Regions from separate parts of the Mus musculus genome. Here region 1 is linked to region 2. The links are chromatin loops, found by intact Hi-C in ENCODE. Cell type or tissue: gastrocnemius. All regions are shown on one strand. Links, peaks and the distances in the headings refer to the core of each region. The heading gives the core; the rest is flanking DNA. Region 1 overlaps Sema4f (sema domain, immunoglobulin domain (Ig), TM domain, and short cytoplasmic domain). Region 2 overlaps M1ap (meiosis 1 associated protein).

Region 1 (8,335 bases), core at 109-8,108, 54 kb after region 2:
GAGTTGTGTATTCGGGGAGCCTGCTGGGGAGAGTCGAGTCTGTGGCCAGTTAACGGTCTGGTCTGGACGATGAGCACATTTTCTCTCTCGCTCCATTTCTACAGGATTGGCTTCTGGTGGGCTCCCATACTGAGGTGACACAAGTGAACACCAGCAACTGTGGCCGTCTCCAGAGCTGCTCAGAATGTATCCTGGCCCAGGATCCCGTGTGTGCCTGGAGCTTCCGGCTCGATGCTTGTGTGGCCCATGCAGGCGAGCACCGTGGGTGAGTGGGGCTGCTTTGCTTTGCTCTCTTGCCTGCCCGCCCTCCTGGACTCCGCCCTCCCATATGGCTGTCTCATCTGCCGATGCCATTCCCTCTGTGTGTGGCTTCTTGTTTGGAGCCGCATCTCTTGCCTGCCCGTCGGTTAGCTCATGTTAACTCATCTGTCTGCCCGTCTGGTGCTGTCTAATTAATGCTAGACCGGGCATTGCACACATTGTACCTCGGATGATAGTGACTCCAGCTCCGAAGTGGATCATTGCTCCACTGGCTTCCTCCACCTCCACTGCCACCAAGCCAGCGTGGTGTGCGTGCGTGTGTGTATGTATGTGTGATGTATTAGAGTGTATATGTATGTGTGTGTTTGTATATGATATGTGTGTATGTATGATGTATATTTATGTAAGGTGTGTGTATGTGTATACATGAGGACTGGCAAGTGTATGTCATTGCCTCAGCTTGTGTGTCAGAGGACAGAGGACAATCCCTGCTAGTTTTCTTACACTTTGAGACAAGGTCTGTCTGTGGCTCACTATTTTGTATTCAAGCTAGCTGCCCTCAAGCTTCTAGTTTCTTTTGTCTCTTCATCAGGCGATAGGGCTGCACAGGGACTTGTGAGATACCTGTCCTACTGTGGCCAACTTTGAGGCCGGTTCTGGGGAACCAAATTCACTTAATCAGGTTTGTACAGCAGGCACTGTTTCCACTGAGCTATCCCCAACCCAGTCACTTCTCACTGGGGTCTCCTAATTCTGGGCTCCTGCCATCCATTTGCCTCTCAGAGGTGACCTTAAAAATATACCACACGGAAGCAAACCCTGACGTCCCTCCCTCACTCTGAATAATTCAGAATGACTCTCTTGTCACATAAGAAATCTCCTAAAAAGATCTTATCCTTGGAAATCTTAAATATTTAAAAGTACGATGAATGAATAAATGTGACTAAAATGATAAATTTGTGTATCTCCACCCCTTCCACCACTGCTGCCTGACCAACACTGTTTTTAATGACTTCGCTGTCAGTTATTTTGAAGCAAATCTTTCTTAGATATCATGTTATTTTATTCATAAATCTTTGAGTATCTGTGGCATACAAGGACACTAAAACAAAAGAAAAGGGTGCTGGAGAGAGACATGGGTCAGCAGTTAAGAGCACTGCTTGTTCTTCCAGAAGACTCAGGTTCAATTCTTCCCACCTACAGGATGGCTCACCGTTCCAGGGGCTCCAGTGCCCTCTTCTGGCCTCTGAGGGAATTGCACCCTTGTAGTGCACTGAGGTGGGGAAAAGGTGCAGGCTGCCTGAGGAATGACAGATTGTCACTCAGTACAGAATGAAGACTGTCCTCTGGGCTCAACACACACACACACACACACGTATGTCCACGTTCACACACACAAACATAAATATACACACACAAAATAATCATGTTACATAATAGGTAATACTTATGTAGCCATACCCAATCCTTAACTTTTTAGTGTTATCAAATATACAGTGATGTTTCAGTTTCCTCATTTGCATATACTTAACCTGTATAATTCAAGATTCAAATAATACCATCAATACTCGTAGGCTTATTTGCTTTATAAATATATTTTAATTAAAAAAAATACTGTGATAATGTCTTAATCTGTAGCCCACACTGGCCTAGAGCTCACCCTAATCTGTAGAACCCGGGCTGGCCTCAAATTCATAGTGATCTCTCCTGCCTCATCTTCCCACACACTGAGATTATAGGCGTCACGATTAGTGCCTAATCCAAACCTAGGTCTGTGAGGGTCGGGAGGCCCCCTCCCCTGAGCTAGTCTCAGCTGTTAATTTAAATTCTCTTAGTGGAATAGTTTTGGCCAGGTGCTTGCAAAATTCTTTTTCATTGTAACACTAGGATTTTCCGTTTTGAAGCCCATGGCAGGCCACCAGCCTGGCCTCACACCCAGCCTTTTACCTGGGTGCTGCAGGTTTACGGCAGGGCCTCATGCTTGCATGGCAATCTTGTTTACCACGACTCACAGCCCCTCCCCCAAGCCTTCAGGTGTAAAGGAGAGGGCACCCTGTAGCCATGGACAGCAGTTTCACTTCTCAGATTTCCCTGCCTCTTAGGGGATACCCACCAAGCACGTTTCCAACAGATTGTCAGCTAGGAATATGTGGATACTTGACAGGGAAAAGCCTTGAGGTACATTAAGGAAAGATTTGGTGGAGGGGTGAATGCTGACTAACTCCAGGAGTGATTTCTAACATGATGGGTTCTGGAGTCAGGACTGTGATAACCGAGTACTGTGATAACTAAGTACTGTGTTAACTGAGTACTGTGGTAACCAAATACTATGATAACTGAGTACTGTGATAACTTAGTACTGTGTTAACTGAGTACTTTGTTAACTGAATACTGTGACAACCAAGTACTGTGATAACTAAGTACTGTGGTAACCAAGTACTGTGATAACCAAATACTATGATAACTGAGTACTGTGTTAACTGAGTACTTTGTTAACTGAATACTGTGACAACCAAGTACTATGATAACTGAGTACTGTGGTAACCAAGTACTGTAATAACCAAATACTATGATAACTGAGTACTGTGATAACTTAGTACTGTGTTAACTGAGTACTTTGTTAACTGAATACTGTGGCAACCAAGTACTGTGATAACTGAGTACTGTGGTAACCAAGTACTATGATAACTGAGTACTGTGATAACTTAGTACTGTGTTAACTGAGTACTTTGTTAACTGAATACTGTGGCAACCAAGTACTGTGATAACTGAGTACTGTGGTAACCAAGTACTGTGGTAGTGGGAGTACCGTGGGGCTGAGTACCATGGTACTGTGAGGGTCTGAGGAAGGTGCAAGCACATTGGAACACTAGGTTTACCAGATATTCTCTTCTCTGTAGGATGGTTCAAGACATAGAGTCAGCAGATGTCTCTTCTTTGTGTCCAAAAGAACCTGGAGGTTTGTATGGCTCAGAGAAATGCGGGTGGAATGTATAGAAAGGGGCTAGAGAGTTGATCTTTTTTGTCTCATTCAAAAGACTTGATCCCATGAAGACATGGCAGTCCAGGACCCAGGACCCAGGACCCAGGGCCTTTCCATTTTTGGGAATCCCTTTTGGCAATGTCCCTACATATCTTATATATGACATCTCTCCATATGCCCCCATCCTACTTCCTGCCTATAGCTTCATGTCTTTTGTGTCTTTGCCTTCTCTCCACAGAACATCCGGTAGTGTTTGAAGTTCCAGTGGCTACGGTGGGCCACGTGGTCCTGCCGTGCTCCCCCAGTTCTGCCTGGGCATCCTGTGTGTGGCACCAGCCCAGTGGAGTGACTTCGCTCACCCCACGAAGGGATGGGCTAGAGGTGGTGGTGACCCCAGGGGCCATGGGGGCTTATGCTTGCGAGTGTCAGGAGGGTGGAGCCGCCCGTGTGGTGGCTGCTTATAGCTTGGTGTGGGGCAGCCAGAGGGGGCCCGCAAACCGGGCCCACACCGTTGTGGGGGCTGGGCTGGTTGGCTTTTTCCTGGGTGTTCTAGCAGCATCTCTCACTCTCCTCCTGATTGGTCGCCGTCAGCAGCGGCGGCGACAGAGGGAGCTTCTAGCTAGAGACAAGGTGGGCTTAGATCTGGGGGCTCCACCTTCTGGGACCACAAGCTATAGCCAAGACCCTCCCTCTCCTTCACCTGAAGATGAACGGCTGCCCCTGGCCCTGGGTAAGCGGGGCAGTGGTTTTGGTGGCTTCCCTCCACCCTTCCTGCTGGATTCTTGCCCGAGCCCAGCCCACATCCGGCTCACTGGGGCTCCTCTGGCCACGTGCGATGAGACGTCTATCTAAAGCCAGGAAAATGACTGCCAGCCATGAGCAATCTCTGGAACTAGCGGCTACGAAGACCAGGGTCACTGAACCTGGGAGACGATCATGGCTGCTCCATTCTCTTGGAGTCTGTGTGATCACACGTCAGTGTCTGTCCTCTGGACCTGGATGAGCTGAGGGCCAGACCTTTGCCTGATTCCTGATTCTCATGAGAGATCAACCCTGTAGCCCTCTGCTATGGCCTCTTGTCTTGGGCCCATCATCAGCTTGTGGGGTGGAGCAAGGACACAGGCTCTGATTTGCTTATGGTGGGCCCCCGGAAAGAGGGAGCACTGCGGGGTGGTTGGAGCGCGTGTGCCCTGCATCCGTGTGGTGCCTGTATGATGATTTTCCAGTTTGCTGACTCTGGGGAGCGCATGATCCCCGGACTGCCTTGAGATCTCTCCCAACTCAGTTTCCCTTTGTCCCTTGAAGAGTGTGTGTCTATACACTGGTGTGCCTCGAAGACCTGTCCAGGTGTGTGTGGATGACAGGGCCGGTGCCTAGGTGCTTTTGGGGGGTCGGAGAGGAAGGTTGGAACGGGGGACAACTTTACCCTCGGTAGCCAGTGAGGGAAACCACACGACCCCATCACCCCACAGCGCTTCTTCAACTTTGAGCAAAGTTCCCAAAGTGACCTTCTGGTGGGAAGGGCAGCAGGACACGTGGCCCCGTCCTTCTCCTCATCTTTCTCCTCTGGCTGCCACCACTGCCGTGCCACCGCTGCTTTTTCCCTGGCTGGAGTGGAGGCTGAGCCCTCTTTCCTTGGCTTCCATTTAAAATGAACTTCACAACATTCTAGCTATTGAGGGATGACAAAAGGAACCCAGAAAAGTGTGTAGGAAATTACAAGCAGGTTCAAGAAGATTTGCCTCAGTGACTTTCACCCTTGCCCTAAAGCAGGAGTCCCCTAGCAGGACTCCCTGAAATTGTATGCAAAGAAATGTCTGTCCATGTGTGGCATGTGTGCGTGCGTGCGTGTGTGTGTGTGTGTGTGTGTGTGTGTGTGTGTGTGTGTGATGGCTTTCATCAGATTCTCAAGGCCTTAATGAGGTTAAAGGACCATGGTCCATAGTCACCACACTTGGGCCACATAAATGGAGGAGGTGTTGCTGTGAGGCAGTTCCTCCCTGGCCTGCTGCCTGAGGCCAGTCCCTGGACACACTGCTGCTGGAGATCCCACCTCTCTCCAGTCCTCCTCGGAAGCTAGTGAAGCTAGGCTCTGCACGTGCTTGAAGACACCATCGCCTCCTTTCTTGCTTCGTTATTCCTGTGTGCGCTGCATCTGCTCCGTCCTGCTCTTGGCCTGTGAATGTGCCTCGTCCATCCCTGGTGAGGGACCTCGAACCCCGGTGAGGATGCAGCCCTTTCCAGTTGAAGTTTCTGTTCTACTTTCCTTGACAGCAGCCTGTGAATTACTCAAGAGTCCCCTTGGGTTTGGAGTTACCAGTGGCTTTGAGTAGGATCTTTGGCACGTAGTCTAACCTAGGGACATTGGTTATTCATCTGTAAAGTGGGGATATACCTACCTCAGGGTTGCTGCAAGGATCAAACGAGGAAACGTATGAACAATAAAGCATTACCCAGAGCAGCGGGCGTGGTTATTGTAGCTGTTGCTTTATCATAGCCGAACCACGTGATCACCATGGCAGGCACTCACTGTGCACCCCATGCAGTGGAAGGTGGACAAGCCTTCACCAACATCTGATCTTCGATCATCTCAGGATGGGTCTTAACCACCCATATTTAGGCTTTACTCAAATCTGCGATTTATTTTTTTAAAAAATTATGTGTATATGTGTATGTTAACGTATGTATACGTGAGTGCCGCTACCTCAAGAGGCCAAAAGAGGGCAATGGATCCCCGAAGCTAAAGTTAGAGGCAGTTGTGAGTTGCTTGATGTGTGTTTTGGAAACTGAACTCAGACCTTCTGAAAGAGTAGCAGGTGCCTTAGTTGCTGAGTCATCTTTCCAGCCCTCTAGTCTTATACATGTTGAGTGATGTTGATAGCCAGAGTTTCCTTCTGCTAAACCAGGAGCCACTGATGTCATCTTTGCTTCTCTATGGAAGGGACACATGTACTAAGTCTTTGTGCTATTCCACTTCCAAGATGGACGTGGATTTTACTCCAGGAAAAAAGAGATTGAAAACACATGCACACATACACACACTCCAGCTAAGAAGGAGATTCTGAAGTAAGGATTTTTTTTTTCAAGACAGGGTCTTACTACATAGTTCAGACTGGTCTTGAACTTACTATGTAGCCCAGACTAGCCCAGAATTTGTGATTCTCCTGCCTCAGTTCCCCAAAGTCTTGGGATTACAGGTATACACTGGCATGCCTTTAAGAAGGCTAACAGTTCAGTAAATGGAGAAATTCATGGCTCACTTAGTAGAGAAGTCAGGAATAAGATACCCTCAGGACTGCACAAAGGACTTTAGGAGTCAAGGTCCCAGCCCCTGGAATTAGGATTCAGGGTTAGAGGGAGTCTGTCTGTCTGCCTGTCTGTCATCTTTGCTTGTCTTGCCTGATTTCTTTCTTTCTTGCTGTAAATGGCCCCACTCAAAGAAGCAGAAAAGGTGGCTGCTGCTGAGATGACTTCATGAGCAAAGGCACGTGCTGCTGGCTTTGATCTCCAGAACCCACGTGGCAGGAGAACTGACTCAAGTTGTCCTCTGACCTCTACATGTGTGCTTTGGCACACATGTGCATGCACATACATGCACACATACACAAAATAAATGAATGTTAAAGAGAAAAAGAAATATGGCTGCTTCCACATCCTTTCAGCCACAGATCTTAGAAGCCAAAACTACTTTTTCAGCGTAAACCAAGAATCACAAGGACAGCTCTGCTCATATCACATGACTCCATTGCACCAATGAGTGTGTCCAAGGAAATGGGATACTGTGATTGGCCAAGCCTAAGTCACATACGTGTCCAGGGAGGGAAAGATTACATTATCAGAAGAATGGACATAAGGAAGTTGGATAAAAAAGACAAAAACAGAACAAACAAACAAAACACCAGTTGTAGTTTACTAAAGGTATTTAGATGTAGACAGTGATCTTTCAAAAATTAATGCTAAATATGTTCCTTTCAAGTTAAAGTTTTCTAATGGCTTCTTATGACACCCAGGAGAAATTCCAACCCTTCCTTCTAATTTAGAACTGTTGTTCTTACTTAAGTTTTTTTTTTTTTTACATATATATTACTTTTTATTTTTTATTTATTTTTATTTTTTTCTTCCCTCTCACTCAAGGTGGGCACTCATTGTGGACACGATAAGGCTTTTCCTACCATATGCCAATTAAGCTCATTATTGGTGGAAAGCCTGGCTTCTTCTGGCTATTTAGGCTTTATTTTAAGTATCACTTCCAGAATGAGGACCACCCTGATCACACAGTATAGATGCGTGCTTGTCTGTTGCTGGGATAAAAGACCCTGACCAAAAGCAACTTAGCAGGGGAGGGGAGCTTACTGGGAACACAGTCCATTAAGGTGAGGAAGTATGGCGGCAGGAAAATGAGGATGGCCTGGCAGTCAGGAAGCAGAGCAACCATGTTTCACCCTCACAGAGAGGGGAGAGAAAGAGAGACAGACAGACAGACAGACAGACAGACAGACAGACAGACAGACAGATACAAATACACACAGAGAGAGACAGAGAAACAGAGACAGGCAGAGACAGACAGACAGAGACAGGCAGAGAGAGAAACAGAGAGACAGAGGCCTGGTCCCCAGTGATTAACTTCCTCCAACAAGGCTCCAAACCTAAACGTTCTATAACCTTTGCAAACAGCACCACCAAGTGGCAAACAAGTGCGAGCCTGTGGGAGCCATTTCATATTTAACCTACAACACTACCTACACATCCTTCTCAGCATAGCATTTATCATTAATGTGCATTTCCTCTTTTTGGCTTGTTTATTCTGTTAGAGTTATTTTCCTTCTTACTAAGTCTGTACTTCATATTGTCCCGCACCATAGCCGTTTAGCATAATCCTAGATGCACAGTGCCTAAGACGTGCCCTACAGAGACGTCAACAATATTAACTGAGTGAGTCTGTGTGACCATCGCTGACCTGGCTCGCTGAGTCATGGCAAGAACTAGTGTGTACTCACTCCTGCAGAAACTCACAAGGCTCCAGCTGCCCCGGTTCCACAGCGCTGAGTCATGGCTGCTGGGAATCCTCTGTCTCGCAGGCTGACTGACTTA
Region 2 (8,335 bases), core at 169-8,168:
TTTTTCTTGGTGTCCAGTAGATGTCAGCACATCCTCATTTTCCAGCCCCAGCCCTCCACATGGACTAGAATTTGGGTAGTTCCCATCCATGCCTGTTTCATGTGTACTGGCTGATTAAATTTCCCAAGCTTGGTTTGTTACACATTCTTGTTACGAACAGTTGGATTTCTGATTTGTTTGTTTGTTTGTTTGTTTTGGAGATAGTCTGACAATTTAGATCTGGATGGCCTGTAACTCATTATGTAGATGAAGTTGGCCTGAACTCATGGAGATACTTTGTCCCCAGTGCTGGGAGCCTCAGCTTGGATTAAACTCTAAGGCTCTGATGTGGTTATGCCTGGGCTACTGTTTGCCATTTTAGCTCGAAATGGTTGTCCTCCCAGGCCTCAAGCTGCCTCTGCTTAGATCAGGTTGGTTTGTGGTGGCTCTGTGGATCTGCCACGACTGCCGTGAATTATAGGGATGTGTCACCGTGCCCTGTTCTCTGCTAGCTATCAATCCTTGTTCTCTAAATTCTACAGTCAAGTGCCAGGTATGTTGGTACATGATTATAATGCCAACACTTGGAAGGCAGAGGTAAGAAGATTTCCAAAAATATGAGCACAGCCTTGTCTACATTGTAGGTTCCAGGTCATCCAGGGCTACATAGTGTGACTTTGTCTCAAAAATAAATAACATACAAATACACACACACACACACACACACACACACACACAAACAAATAGATTCTACAGTCAGATAATTCTAGCATACCTGCCATGACTGGGTCTAATACCTATTCTAACTTCAAATGGTGTGTCTTGCCTTTTATTCCGCTTGTCATCTTCTGTGATAGACGGGTTCCACTGGGTCAAAGATGTTATTGTAATTGGCCTTTACAAATGTGGTATTTGTGTGAAAGGACACATTCTCTACTATTATTATTTTCTATTCAAATAATAAGAGTAATAAGTTTTTAAAATCTCGCGTAATCAAGTTTTTAAACATTTTTTAAGATTTATTTTTATGATTTTATGTGTGTGGGTGTTTCACCTGCGAGAGCATCTGGGCACCACATGTGTGACTGGTGTCTGAGAAGGTGATGAGCTTCTATATGGGTGCTGGGAATTGAACTTGGGTCCTTTGCTAGAACAGCAAGTGCTCTTACCCACTCAATCAACTCATCAGCCCCCAAAACAAGTTCGTAAAATAATATTGATATGTGATTATTTGTTCCTAGTCTTCAAGAGAAGCTGCTACTCAAATACAAACTCCACAGTGTTTCTCAGTGTGTTCTTCCCCTTGGGTTGGAGCATGGGCACTTGACTGGGCTGGAGTGGGTTAGAGCATGGGGACTCGATTGGGCTGGAGTTGATCATTCCTCTCTATGTGGAAGGCTGTAATTAGCTTGAGTTTGCTCTCTCTTGTCCTTCAGGTGAGTTAGGTCAGTTCAAACCCTAGGTTCTGTTTAACTAGTTTCTCCTGGCCACAGAACTTATGAAAAAGAACCGTTGAGTGTATTTCAGAATGCCTGTTCTCTCCTGCCCCACCCCCTTGCCATCCAGGTTTGAGTCATAAGGGAATTTCCTCTTAAGGGTCTGGTTGAACTCTTAGACTTGGAGCTCACAGAAGTGTGTGAGGCCTTAGGACGTCCCTTGGAGTTTTAAATGTTGAGACTTAGCTTTTAGCCGTTTACTAATGTTTGGGTTTTCCTACCCAAGCAGTGGTTGCCATGGAGGTTTTGCTTTAGTGTGCTGTGAGTCTGTCTGATTCTGGAGGCAGCTGTTTGCCCTGTGTTGTAACCTTGCCTCTCCTAGGCATCTAAAGGGAATTGTTGACTTTGCAAGTGTTTTCATAATTGTTGGGACAAAGTGGCAACTTCCACCTTCCTAGCGTGTGAAAATGGCAATGGGAAATTAACACAATTATTTTCCAACTCTTCTGTCTGCAGCCAGAGGTCCCTCAAATATTTTAACCCACACACACGAATGTACCCGTGGAGTATCCACCCATAACTTATCTATATTTTTATGATTGTCTCAGCATGGCATCAGAATAGCATCAACTTTGACATTCGCTAATCCCAGAGAAAATTTAGTAAATTTGGGTAAAATTTTGATTAAAGACAATTACAATTTTTTTCTTTATTTTGGGCTCTTTTTTGAGATAAGATTTGACTCAGTAACCTAGCCTGGCCTGGAACCACATAGCCCGTGCTGGTTTAGCCTTGCCTCAATCTCCTATGTGCCGAGATTACAGGTGTGAACCTCCCTGTCTGGCTTTAAGGGTACCCAGATAGATAGAAAACAGAGCCAATTTAGGGAACTTAACATTTACCCTGCAAACTCCAAATGTCCTGGGCAGGTGTATTTACATTTCATTTTTATTTCAGTTTTTCCTTAGAGTTCACTTTGGTCCCTGTTTTCCAGTTTCTCTTGATGCCCTTCTGCATATTAAGAGCTGAGTAGGTGACACTGAGGACATGGTGGCAGCAGTTAAGAGCACTTGTTGGAGCAGGAGAGATGGTTCCGTGGTTCTGAACCTGTACTGTTCTTCTTGAGGGCCCGGGTTTGGTTCCCAGCACCCACAGCAGACAGCTCATTATTGCCTATAACCCCAGCTTCAGGGGCCCCAGTGCTTCTAGTCTCTGCAGGCACCTGCACACACATGCATATACCCACATACACATAATTGAAAATAAAGTAAGAATTTAAAAATAAAATACATTTACTGGTGTTCTTTCCCAGTACTTGATTGGGAAACTTACAACTGCATGTAACTCTAGGTCTGGGGTCTCTCTCTCTCTCTCTCTCTCTCTCTCTCTCTCTCTCTCACACACACACACACACACACACACACACACACACACACACACACGTACTCACCAAGAAAAGAAAAAGAATTTAGGAGAAAAGAAAATGGTAATGGGATAGAAAAATAATGTTAGCTGAACATCTCATCTTAAAAATGATATTCAATGTATATAAAACAGAACAACATAAGGTTAATAAATACTGTAACACTACAGAGATGGGGGTGGGGAGATGACTTCACGTCCTAAAAAGCAGCATCTCTTACCTCCAGGGAAGTCCAGGGCTGAGCAGCACTTGAGGCCATGTGACTGCTGTACTGTTTGAACTGCTGGAGCCCATCTTCTATTGCCAGGGGTAGTAAGGCGTGAGGTGGTCTGTGACAACCTTCTACCTGTAACATTCGAAGCTCCGAGATGCAGGCCTGCAGCCTAATGAAGTTCCCTCTCACTTGCTGCAGAGAGAAAGTGAAGCAAAGACACAAAGCTTTAGGAACCCAGTATGCTGGTTAGCTTCTGTCAAATTGACATAGACTAGAGTCACCTGGGAAGAAGAAACATCAGTCATGGAATTGCCTCCATTAGATTGGCCGGTTAGCTTGTCTGTGGGGACATTTTCTTGATTAACCCTGAGTCGGGAGTTCTGAGTTGTATAAGAAATCAGGCTGAGCAAGCAATGGGGAGCAAGCCAGTGAGGATCTTTCCTCAGTGGTCCCTCCTCCTGCTTGAATTCTGACCTGATTTCCCTCAGTCATAGACTGATTAGGATGTGTAAGCCAAATAAACCCTTCTCTTCCCAAAATGTTTTTGGTCATGATGTTTATCATATCAATAGATACAAAACTACGAAACACTCAGGCTTTGACTAATTGGCAGTTTTATTTCATCAGTAACTCCTTAGGAGTTCCTCTCCTTCCTAAAACCATGTATGTCTGACTGACACATACAGAATGTCAATCATGTTCTAAGTATTGCACTAAAATTTCTCTAAATCAGAAGGAAGAATGCAGCTAAAAATCCTAGATGCTGTGGATTTATCAGAAACAGGGAAGGAAACGTGATAATTCAGTTACACGTTCAGTGAAAGGTCTTTGCAACTACTTTAGGTGTATGAGTGCTCTGCACCTAAAATGTGCACCATGTGTGTGCCTGGTGCCTTCAGAGGCTGTAAGAGAGCACCAGATTTCCTGGATCTGAAGTTGTGAGTCACTGTGTGGGAGCTGAGAGCCAAGTCTGGGTCCTCTGAAAGAGCAACAAGTGCTCTTAACTGCTGAGCCATGTGTCCAGGCCATGACTATAGTTTTACTTTAGGTGATCTTCAAACTGGAAGTCTAAGAGGGCTAACTTTAGATACTATCTGGGTTTCTTAGTCTGTCACTAAGAGATTCTCTGTTTAAGAATGATGTTTCCCTAGCTTGGTATTACAGCATTCAAGAAGCTGAGGCTGGAGGACTGAGAGTTCAGGCTATTATTAGAGTTCAAGGTATTTGGAGCTATATATTGACAATCTTTCAAACAACAACAAAAAATGTTTCTCCTGAAACAAGAATTGTGATGTGGTCTCTCATTTTATAATTGATAAGGATCTATTGAATCCATTCCTCAGGGGCATTTCAGTGAAGAAGAGAATCTCACTTAATTTAAGGAGCCAACAAGTAAACCCCGGACAAGTGAAGTGACCTCATGGTTCTCCTCACCATCCTTTATAAAGACCAGTTCTCCTCTTCCTTCTCCTCCTCCTCTTCCTCCTCTTCCTTCTCTTCCTCCTCCTCCTCCTCTTCCTCCTCCTCTTTTTTTTCTTTTTGCAAGTGTTCTTTTTCCCCCCTTGGGTATTTTCTTTCTTTCTTTTTTTTCTATTAGATATTTTCTTTATTTACATTTCAAATGTTATCCCCTTTTCTGGTTTCCCCTCCAAAAACCCCCTATCCCCTCCCCCTCCCTCTGCTCACCAACCCACCACTCCTGCTTCTTGGCCCTGGCATTCCTCTACACTGGGGGACTGAACACCCTCAGGTCCAAGGGCCTCTCCTCCCACTGATGTCCAACAAGGTCATCTTCTGCCACATATGTGGCCAGCACCATGGGTTGCTCCATGTGTATTCTTTGGTTGATGGCCCAGTCCCCGGGAGCTCTGTTGCTCCCTCCATGAGGCTGCAAACTCCCTCAGTTCCTTCAGTCCCTTCTCCAACTCCTCCATCGGGGATCCCCAAGCTCAGTCCAATGGTTAGCTGCGCGCTTCCTCCTCTGTATTTGTCAGGCTCTGGTAGAGCCTCTCAGGAGACAGCCGTTATCAGGCTTCTGTCAGCAAGCACTTCCCAGCATCCACAATAAAGTTCGGGTTTGATGGCTCTATATGGGATGGATCCGCAGGTGGGGCAGTCTTTGGATGGCCTTTCCATCAGTCTCTGCTCCACACTTTGTCTCCATATTTCCTCCTGTGAGTATCAGGGATCATTTCTATAGTTTGTAACTAAAGACAGATTCTTAAGGAAGCAATGTAATTTAATCTGATTCTAGTTCAATGATACTTGTACGGATGTATGAATTAAAAAGAATGTGTGCTAAAGATCTGAGACATTATTTGAAGTAATTCCAAGAATCAGTAAGGTAAGGAAGGAGGAAAAAACCTTTGAATAAGAATGGCCCCCAGAGGTTCATATATTTGCATGTTTAGTCACCAGGGAGTGGAATTGTCTGGTAGGATTAGAAGGCTTAGGGGGTGTGACTTTTTAGGAAGAGGTGCGTCACTGGGTGTGGGCTTTGAGGTTTCAAAAGACCATGCCAGACCCAGTCTCACTCTCTTTGCCTGTGGATCAGGATTAAGGTTTTTAAAAATTATTTATTCATTTTTATTAATTTATATCCCAAATGTTGCCCCTCCCTGCCCCCCCTCACAGAGTTCTTCCCATCCACCCCATCTCCAAATCCCCCTTCCCTGAGGCATCCAGTCTCTACAAGATTAGGCTCATCCTCTCCCACTGAGGCCACACAGAGCAATTCTCCGATACATATGTGCAGGAAAGGGGGTGCTTTGGACTAGCCCATATATGTTCTATCACTGATACTATGTTGTGCTTGCAGACAGGAGCCTAACATGGCTGTCCTATGAGAGGTTCTACTAGCAGATGAATGAGACAGATGCAGATACTTATAGCCAAGCATTGGACTAAGGTCAGGGATTCCTATAGACAAGTTAGGGGCAGGATTGAAGGAACTGAAGGGGATGACAACCCCATAGGAAGACCAACAGTGTCAGCTAACCTGAACCTCTGGGAGCTCCCAGAGACTAAGCCACCAACCAAAGAGGATGTAGTTTTCAACTACATCCAGCAAAAGGTCTGCTGTTCCTGCCGCCATGCTCTCTGCCATGTTGATAATGAACTAAGCCTCTGAAACTGTAAGCAAGCCCCTAGTTAAATGTTTTCTCTTATAAGAGTTGCCATGGTCATGGTGTCACTTCACAGCAATAGAAAGGTGACTAAGACATGACCCAAAAGCAGAAATAAATGATACTTGACATGCTTATAAAATCCATGAGTTTGAGCTGTAATACTGCCAGGGCAAAAAGACTGTTTAAGTCAGGCTGTCTCGCCTTTCTTACTTTGCTTTTATATGTTCCTCTTTAAGTCTCAGGGAGGGGGGCCTGAAGGCACAAGAAATTAGACATCAATTCTGACACAGAGAAAATGAAAAATCTAGATAGGGAAATAAAAAAAAAACCTATTCAAGAAATAAGCGAAATCAGACCGTAAATATAGCCTAAAAGATTTATTTGTGCGGAGTATGCATGTATGTGTGTGATTGTATGTACATGTGCGTGCGTGTGTGTGTGTGTGTGTGTGCGCGTGTGTGTGCGTGTGTGTGTGTGTATGTGTGTACATGTGCACAAATGGAGACATTTCATGTGGGTTTGTGGAAGTCAGAGGAAAGCCTAGAGTCTCTTCCTTGCCTTCCTCCTTGTTTTGAGTCCGGGTCTCTTTGTTGCTTGGTGTTGAACCTGTAAGCCAGCCCTAATCAAATGTTTTTTCTTTATAAGCGTTGCTATGGTCATGGTGACTCTTCACAGCAATAAAACCCAAAGTAAGATAGTATGTACGTGTGTAGGTGTCTGTGGTTATATACTCGTGACTGTAAGTGCCCGTAGATTCCCTGAACTGAAGTTACAGGCAGTTGTGAGTTGTCTAATATGGATGCTGGTCACTGAATTCAGGTTCTCTCAAAGAGCAGTACATACTCTTAACTTGTGAGCCATCTCTCCAGCCCCAGTACTTTCTGTTTTACAACTTTTGGGAAAGAAAAATCACTATATTGTGCATTTTTATTTGCCCTTTTTCTGTATGCTTTTATTGTCACAACTAGGAATATGTGAGCCTGTTTGGGTTTTTATCTTCATAACTCTATGTTTATGCGATTCCTTTAAACTTTAGAAGTATTTGATTTGCCACATGACAGAATTACTCTATTTCTTTGTCTTATTCTCCCTCTCCCATTGCACTCAGTTATAGTCTACCACAGCATCTTTCTTAGAACTCACCTTTATCTCTGTTATTTGTTGCTTTGACATGATTCCTTTTGAATATCAGCTACTAAGGATGAGGAAATAACACTATAGGTAAACCAAAGTTAGGTGAACCCTAACACCTCAATGTAGATTAATTTCAATAAATTCTTTATAATGAAAAATTTTAAAGAATTAGGAAGAGTGTCACAGGAAGGACATTCTTCTGGAATCCTCCTTTGAGGGGGAAATTAATCATTTGGGTTAGAATTATTTATATTCATGTCACAATGGCTATAAAAGGAATTCTAATATTTTAATTATGAATTCTCTGTCATGAGTCCTTATAACAGGTTCAGATTTGATGATACTAAAAAATTAAATGTGAGGGTAATCTTGGGTCCATCCTAGAAATGATCCACCATATGCTGTCTTTCTACATTTACATTTTGGGTGACTCTGTGGACAGAAAATGTCAGATGTCTATATAGTTCAGTGAAAATGGATTTAAGGGCCTCTTTTCCTTATAGACTGCATTGTTTGTATACACAATGATAGTCACTCCTGCCATTTCCTTGAACTTCTAACTAGCACTGACTTTACTGTTCTACAGTTAGGAAAATTTGGCTTGTCATTACTTCTGAGTTACCACTGAGGAGTCCTATGGGTGACTTTTTTTTTTCCAGGACTGACTATAGGCAATTAAAAGGCTTTACCTGGAAGGTTTCATGGTGGCAGTAGAAAAGTGACTCTGGTGTGCAGCCAATTCACTTCAGTTTCTGAAGGACATGGCCAAGGACTCAGGTTGCCCTGGCATGTCCTGTTCTTGGGATATTTGTCTCCTTATCTCTCGACAGCTTCATTCCTAGGTCTCTAAGGCCTATAATGAGGTTCTCCTCAAGTGCTTCTTCCAAGACTTCTTTATGAGAGGACAGGGAAACTTGAATACCCCTTTCTCTATTCTAACTCAGTCTTTTCTACCCTTAGCCTTCCTTCTGCTTTCTTTAACCCCAACCTTACAAAGCCATCAAAACTTTTTGTCTGGGGT

The links. A loop is a pair of places that touch in the nucleus more often than their neighbours do. Peaks named below come from ENCODE experiments on the same cell type or tissue, not always from the same donor. Only the 100,000 strongest peaks of a DNase experiment are listed, where the experiment ranks them.
Region 1: it touches region 2 in a loop (6-fold over the local background); 34 of 42 quality-filtered maps call a loop at or near these places.

Annotation. Positions count from the first base shown.
Region 1 is chr6:82,909,252-82,917,586 of GRCm38, reverse strand. It overlaps Sema4f (sema domain, immunoglobulin domain (Ig), TM domain, and short cytoplasmic domain), which reads left to right. Exons shown (of 14, transcript NM_011350.4): 12 at 105-265; 13 at 3,162-3,220; 14 at 3,483-5,702. The coding sequence ends at 4,096. Among named protein-coding and RNA genes, the nearest start is that of Sema4f, 26 kb to the left of the region's middle. In gastrocnemius, for the core only: CTCF peaks have their summits at 1,507 (motif pointing left) and 7,927 (motif pointing left); DNase peaks (open chromatin) are centred at 1,505, 2,228, 4,052, 7,876 and 2 more places; H3K4me3 peaks cover 165 bases.
Region 2 is chr6:82,962,876-82,971,210 of GRCm38, reverse strand. M1ap (meiosis 1 associated protein) reads right to left here. Exons shown (of 10, transcript NM_033079.2): 3 at 3,059-3,244. Among named protein-coding and RNA genes, the nearest start is that of M1ap, 20 kb to the right of the region's middle. In gastrocnemius, for the core only: no CTCF peak of the experiment used is centred there; no DNase peak of the experiment used is centred there.